3 separate regions of the Homo sapiens genome follow, and regions 1 and 3 are each linked to region 2. Evidence: read pairs that join two places in POLR2A ChIA-PET (ENCODE). Cell type or tissue: MCF 10A. All regions are shown on one strand.

Region 1 (2,500 bases), 61 kb before region 2:
TGCCAGGTTATGATAAAGGCTTTGCAGCATATTCAGTGATACGGGTGCCATGTGTCACCAGGCGAGTGAAGGAAGGTATCTCTGACATGGCATCGCAACACAGGCTTGCATGAAAGAAGGGAGAAAGCACACAAAACACAAAGCAAGAGTGTTCCAGACAAAGGGAATGGCAAAAATGATGGCTCTAAAGCAAGAAGAAAGGGCCTACTCTTCAAGTGGAAAAACAGACTTCATGATTATTAATAAGAAATCTAAACTGATACAATTAATAGGCAGAAAATACCAATAAAGACTCAACAAGAAAAATGTTTTGATGGATAATGCTTCTTATTAAGCATTAAATTCTCATGGTCATGCTGGAGAAATGAAAGAAATCTCTACTAATTGAGCATCTCCTACGTGTGGGGCACGCCTCTACTCATTCTCACACGCCTTTGTACTCCTGTGTGAAGAAGAGATTATATCTTCATGTCTACTTGACAGATGAAGAGAGAGACCCAGAGAGGATAAGAAACTTGGCCAAGGTCACAAAGCAAGTGGCAGAACTGCCAAAGCCCATGATTTTCCCACTAGTCGTCCATAATGCCAAAAGCAAGAAGAGCTTCAACTTTCCTACTCGGCGTTGCTGGTATCTGTATATTTAGTCAATAGCTACATTTTTGCTTAAATACAGAGGACAAAATTAATTTGCAAAGATAAAGAGGTTCAGTGTCTTTAGCGTATCCTCATTACTTTCTTGCTGGCTGTTCTATTTCACTTGTTCCTTGGCCTTAGAGATATCATGTGATAAAAGGAGGAACTTTCTTATATTCAGCATTACTTTGTTCTTAAAACTTTTATTACAAATGTAATACGTATGTCATCCCTAAGTTTTTAAATTTAGAGACTGACTCCTTTAAAGTTACACTGTGAATTCTTTTCATACACATTCCATGATTTTATCATAACCTTTTTTGGCAAGCTTTGCTGTGAAGACTTGTTCCGCACAATCATAACCCCAAGGGGAAAAAATTAGACTTGTTGATACAGTCCCAGAAATATTTCATATTTCAAGCTCGTTCAGAAACACCCACTGCACTTTCCCAGCACTATCTTAAGACTCCGAATTTAGGATTTAACAGCGACGGAATCTTTGCAGAGTCTTTTCTTGGTGGTTTGTCAAAAATGCCATATTAAATTGTTTTTGACTACCTAATAAAGCTAGTTTGCATCACTGTGCAGTATAACTTAGCCAAATATAAAGGGAAAAAAGTGATCTGTAAGACTGTAACGTGATTTCTTAATTCAGTGGTTCTCAACCCTGGCTGTGCATTAAAATCACTCACAAAGATTTTAAAAATACCACTGTCTGGATCCCACCTCAAACCAATTAAATCAGAAATTCTGGGGGAGGAGCCTGGGCATTAGTACTTGTTTAAATAGCTCCCAGGGTGATTCTATTGTGCAATTGGGCCTGAGAACCACTGCCTTACTCCAAGCAAACAGAGAATCTTTACAATGAAGCTCCCTATTGACAGTACAGCTTCGCCAAGGGCATGTTCCAACACCCTGGCAAGCCACAGCTGGCCAAGTGCCAAAGAAGCACTGAGCCCTCCAGATCTCTGCCTGCCACCAGGTCTAAGGCATATATCGGCCCCACCGTGCCTCTAGGAATCTCCTGAACCACACATCTTTTCTTCCCAAACGATGTTATGGAATTGCATTCATAATGATGCTTTAGATTAGAGATTTGTTACTTAAAGTGTGGCCCCTAGACCAGTAGCCTCAGCAACACCTGGGAGCTTGGGAGCTTGCTGGAAATGCAGAAACTTAGACCTCACTCCAGTCCTACTGAATCAGAATCTGCATTTTAGCAAGATGCACAGTAAAGTTTGAGATGAACTGCTCTAAAGTGATGGTTCTCAAACAATGATCCTTGCACCAGCAGCATCGGCATCTCCTAAGGAGCTCGCTAGAAGTGCAAATTCTAAGGCCCACCAGACCTACAGAATCAGAAATGCTGGGAGTGGGGCTCGGTAATCTGGGTTTGAACAAACCCTAGAGGTGATTCTCATGCATACTATAGTTTGAAAATTTAGTGCCAGAATAATGACTGTCAACCTCGGCTGCCCATTAAAAACCCTAGGAGAAGATTAAAAATCCAAAAGCTCAGAGTGCACCCCAGACCAATTCCAATTAAACAGAATTACTGGAAGTGGTACCCTGGTATCGGTATATATTTTTTTTTACAGTTCCCCAGCTGACTCCAATCTGCAGTCAATGCTGACCTATTGTTCTAGGGACCCTCAACCCCTTCATCCTCTACACTCCCAGGAGATTTAAAGCTGCTTTAATTCTTAGGAAATCGGATCCAACTAGTGTTCCCTGGAATCTTCCTGGAAAAGTCAGAGCTTCCTGGGAGGAAGGAAAAAAGTTCAGAGTGGCTTCCAGGATTTGCCTTTTATGGGAGGTAGTGGGGTGGAAGGACTGGGGAGTGGGAGAGCCGGATGCCAAATGTGGC
Region 2 (2,500 bases):
ATAGCTGTCCACTGTAATGACATTTTCTCACTGTGACAAAAGACTGACAGAGAATGCCTGCATTTCCACACATACAGGTTCAGGGATACCTTCCCACGGCCATTCTGCTGGTCCACCGGCTCCGCAAATGATGACTTCATTTCTACCTCTCAAAATGCCCCATCGGTTTGCTTTCTCTATCACAAACAAATGTGACCTTTTCTCCCCAAGTGCCATCTTTGGGTACAGCTGTAGGAACGATAGGCCAGTCAAAGGCTGGTTCAAGCAACTGATTTCCCCAAATAGCTCTGAGAGGTTCTTGTCAGGACTCAGGTTAAGCCAGCTGTCTGTATCACTGAAAATGGTACTTGCTGGTTGCACTTCACACCCACTTCTCTGGTTCTCTCCTTCCAGGAAGTCTATTTTTCAGTTACAAGAACTGTTTACTTTGGCTTACAGGCTGATGGGCACTCCCTCCTTCAAGAGTGTTTCCCAATCCTCTGCCTCCATTCATTTACTCTACTAATGTCTGAGGAAAAGTGTGCTATTCCATCAGCAAGAACAGTTCTGGGTCCTTTACCCACACCCTCGATTTAACTGTGGGATCATGAGTTTTGAGAAACACACACACTTCTCATTTTGGCAGCATTTGCCATCAGCTCAAATACTCCTTCTGCTGATAAAGTCTTAGAGAAGGCAACACTGAAAAGAAAACATACCTGCCTAGGAAGTCTGGGAACAGATTTTTAAGCTTTTTTTATATGAAGCCATATAAAAGTTTTAAAAATATTTTTAACGAGTTATAGGAAAATCATCAGTGGACCCTCAAAAAATAACCTTGCTTAAATCTTCACTGTTCATTGCCACTGTTCATTATGGACAACCAGAGCTCTACAGCTATAACTTTACTTAGCCATCAGTTCCAGCTTCTCTCCTTCCCTTTCCTAAAACTTTTGTAACTGGTGATGACCAATAAAAGGATCTGAAGTGGGCTACTGGGAAAGCCACCAACCATACACTAACATTATCAACAATTTCCATCAGGTATGAGATGAGCATCGTAAACTTGGGAAAGCTGAAGGGCCATGCCGCAGCAGAAAATTAAACCTGCCCTAAGAAAATGGGCACATTGACTAAAGTGATAAAATGGCACAGGTACCTGAACTTATATCCAGGAGAATTCTGCATGTGTCTTTGACTCTATATACTTTATCTTGGCCAAAACTCTCTATCTTTAGCAGCTGAAAAGCTTAGCACCAAATGTATCAAGGTTTTAATTTGCTATGTATCCTTAAGTTTCTAATGTCTTATTCCATCTTAATTTGTAAACCTCCTTAAAACCTTTAGAAAAACAAACAAAGAACTTATAACTAGTGCTACAGAAAAAACAATTCCACACTGAATGTGGAATTACTAAATAACAAGTTGGGGCTCCAGCCACTAATCATCAAAAATTCCTGTCTCTGAAGTCATAGGGTTTGGAGTAAATCCAAACGGAATTTTGCTTTCCTAAATGCCTTAAAGTGCATTCCTATGGAATTCCTGCTCGAACCATTGTGAGGCATTTTAATTATTCCCAGTCACACACTTCCACCCTCAGGTTGTTGGCTTAGGATTTCCTTCCCCAAAGAAGCTGTACAGTTAAAAATTCCTTAGGATATCTGGAGATCACCTGAAGCAGTAAACAGGTTGCACCACACTGCACTTGGCACTCACATATTGAACATTCAGTACATGTTTCTTAAACTAAACACCCTCCTGATTAATCAACATAAATGTTTGTTAAGACACAATCCTGGATTAGCTGAGAATTCAGAAGTCTATTTTGCTATCACCAAGTCATGATGATATGGTCATCTGAAGTGTGTTGATAATTTATAACCGATTTATCAGTTATTGTTTACAAGCAGCTGATCACCACAGTATCTCAACCGTTTAGTATATCAGATCCCTGGCAGTCAAGAGAAGGTTACAAGCAACCACCCACGAGGAAAATTCCTATAAGCTGATAAGGGGTTAGTGAATGAAAGATGACACCTTTATGACAAACTGACAAGAAGAAAAGTCCACACAAATAAAAATTATCTTTAAATATTTGCCAAAAAAATACAGCTGAAACTAATTCATCATGGAAACATTACAAAAAATTCTAAGACTGATCGGCATGAGCAAAGTTAACCAGTTTGAGCTTCCTCCTGCAATGCTATGGCTTCTCACTGGGATTCTCTTAACGGGGAGTGCCATTCGTTTCAGTTTCCACAATGCAGACCAAATGGTTCGATGAAAAAGTTTTTGTATAATATCTTGGATGACCTTGAGTCTAGATTTAGTCAACAAATGCTCATTGAGTTCTTCCTGTGTGCCAAGCGCTAGAATAACACACAATCCTGGCACTCAAATAGATCACAATGAGGCAGAGAGACAGAAATGTGAACTCTAACACAGTATGAAAAGTGCTATAACAGGGGAAGGAGAAAGTGCTATTTATGGTCACTGGGGGATGGGGGATGGGGGATGGCAT
Region 3 (2,500 bases), 66 kb before region 2:
ACGTCTGAGGCCCCAGAGCTTAAGTGACCTGGCTAAGGTCATTGGTAAACTTAAAGCAAGAATCCAGGTCACCTCATTCCAGTCCACTCAGGTCTTGATATCATAGCAGTGGATCTCTTTTTAAAACCATGCCTGTTCCTCTAGTCATTTTCTACCTTGATTGCTGTATCTTTCCTCTTCCTTATCTATTTCTTGTCTACCTAAGACATAATATAGGAGACTCTTCATACTTATAGTTCTAGTAAATTCACTGAAACATTGACTGAGCACCTGTTGCTTCAGCAGCTTGGGATATGTCAGTAAAGAGGAAAGACACAGGTTCCTGACCTTGTTAGTTGATATGGTGGTGGAGGATGACAGAACATAAGTAACAAACATTATAAAGAAGCAAATTATATAGTAGTAAAGGGTGATATGTGCTATGAGGGGAAAACAAGAACAGAGTAAGAGGGAATTGGAATGCTTAGAAGAAGTGGGTAGCAGTTACAATGTGGTGAGAATGGATGGGCATGATTGAGAAGTTTACGGCTGAACAAAGACTTGAAGGAGTGAGGGGACGAGCCACGGAGATACTTTGGAGAAGAGCATCCCAGCAGAAGGAACTGCTGACGCAGGCTTGTGTGTCCCAGGAAGAGTAAGAACGTCAGTGTGGCTGAGGCACAGTGAGAGGACAAACAGGAGATGAGGTTGGATGAGCAGCAGGGGTACCTGGCGATTTAGAACCCCTTATGCCATTTTCAAGACTGTACCGTTCACTATGGGACAAATTAGAGATTTGATTATATAGAAAGAGGAAGAGAATAATTCAGAAAAACAGGTCCCTTCTTAGAAAGATAGGACTTTGGGAACCTGGGCAACAACAGGAAGGCACACAATATCTGGGGAGGAAGGAGACGTGGGAGGAGGTTGGAAAGGCACTTGGCAAGAAAGAATATGGAGGAAGACAAATACTAGCACTGTTTACCACAGCTGGGTACCGGGTGTGTTGGAGAACGAGATGAGATGGGTTGAGTCTTAATGCTGCCTTCCTTCTGCCACCTACCTTATGACTACACTTAATTTTCCTGTTGGATAGAATACCACTTCATGGCACCTGTGCCTCACTCAGGGGAAACATTCATTTGCAGGCCTCTACCCTCCCTGTGGCTATCACCCACATGCCAATATCCAATAAGCAGCTTAAAGCAGAATGGAAAATAAAACAGCCTCTGTCCTAAGAACAGACTTCATTAACACACATGCCATGTGCTCATGTCACAATAACCCCAGAAGGTTAGTTATTATTTGCTCCATTTTACAGATGATGAAACTGAGATTCAGATTTATTTGCCCAAGGTCACACAGCTAGTAAATGGTGATGTGGTGATGTGAAACTTGGTCCATCCAGTTCCAGCTATGTTCCTCTGTAATAATATGACTCCTGTCTCAGGAATCACTACTGTGATCCTGAGTCATCAGCTGATTTCTCTGGGCACAGCTCCTTCCCTTTCAGAAATGTGGTTTTTGTTAAAGCTACCGGGTTAGCTACATCCCTGCTCCCTCTTACCAGTCTTATCTCACTGCATGTCTCATGGGAGCTACAGCCTATACGCCACATGTGCTTGGGTCAAACAGGAGTCTCAGAGAATCCATCTAGCCCACTTTCATAGTATAACCCCCCAAGGAACTGCCGTGAGAAGAGAACATGATTAACTAATAAGGAATTCCACTCTCAGAGCCCCATCAGTGTGGAGGAGAATAAATCAAAGAGGTGAGGAGGAGAAGGCGAATCTTGAATGTATGCAGATTAAGTTGGAGTTTGTAAACTGCATTTGGTAGACTGCTTATCTGGCAAACACATTGTTTTATAATTAAGAAAAGCTTTGTGACTTTGATTGCAAATAGCACTTAATTCCTACTCTTGTTAATTTGCTGTCATTAATATATTCTTATCATATTCTATTACATTTTTATTTTACAAAATATTTAGTATGTAATAATCAGAATTTTGAAACATATGCTTCAATTAAACATCTCCATTAAAACCCAACATATTAGATCTTACTGGTTATCCCACTCTTTTTTTTTGTTTTTTTTTTTTGAGATGGAGTCTTGCTCTGTTGCCAGGCTGGAGTACAGTGGCACAATCTCAGCTCACTGCAACCTCCACCTCCTGGGTTCAAGCAATTTTTCTGTCCCAGCCTCCTGAGTAGCTGGGACTACGGGTGCGTGCCACCACATCCAGCTAATTTTTGTATTTTTAGTAGAGATGGGGTTTCACCATGTTGGCCGGGCTGGTCTCGATCTTCTGATGTTGTGATCCACCCGCCTCAGCCTCCCAAAGTGCTGGGATTACAGGAGTGAGCCACCGCGCCCGGCTGGTTATCCCACTCTTTAAGTTCTTTTTGACAGTCCCAACATTGTCACCTCTCGACGTGTGTTTTGCAGTTCGAGCCTGAAGAGATGGATTTATGTCTTAAGAGCTGCCTTTGTAATAAAAGTGGAATAGGGTAGGCTACCA

What was found. ChIA-PET counts read pairs that join two places held together with the same protein. Peaks named below come from ENCODE experiments on the same cell type or tissue, not always from the same donor. Only the 100,000 strongest peaks of a DNase experiment are listed, where the experiment ranks them.
Region 1: POLR2A ChIA-PET joins it to region 2 with 46 read pairs; 5 of 35 experiments call an interaction of 5 or more read pairs at or near these places.
Region 3: POLR2A ChIA-PET joins it to region 2 with 12 read pairs; 5 of 35 experiments call an interaction of 5 or more read pairs at or near these places.

The regions. Positions count from the first base shown.
Region 1 is chr2:36,432,518-36,435,017 of GRCh38, reverse strand. All of the region lies in intron 2 of CRIM1 (cysteine rich transmembrane BMP regulator 1), which reads right to left. Among named protein-coding and RNA genes, the nearest start is that of CRIM1, 78 kb to the right of the region's middle. In MCF 10A, no CTCF peak of the experiment used is centred here; a DNase peak (open chromatin) is centred at 1,507.
Region 2 is chr2:36,371,245-36,373,744 of GRCh38, reverse strand. The region is part of intron 1 of CRIM1 (cysteine rich transmembrane BMP regulator 1); the gene reads right to left. LOC124907753 (a long non-coding RNA gene) reads right to left here. Exons shown (of 2, transcript XR_007086281.1): 1 at 1-2,500. Among named protein-coding and RNA genes, the nearest start is that of CRIM1, 17 kb to the right of the region's middle. In MCF 10A, no CTCF peak of the experiment used is centred here; DNase peaks (open chromatin) are centred at 424, 1,524 and 2,464.
Region 3 is chr2:36,437,711-36,440,210 of GRCh38, reverse strand. All of the region lies in intron 2 of CRIM1 (cysteine rich transmembrane BMP regulator 1), which reads right to left. Among named protein-coding and RNA genes, the nearest start is that of CRIM1, 83 kb to the right of the region's middle. In MCF 10A, no CTCF peak of the experiment used is centred here; a DNase peak (open chromatin) is centred at 1,460.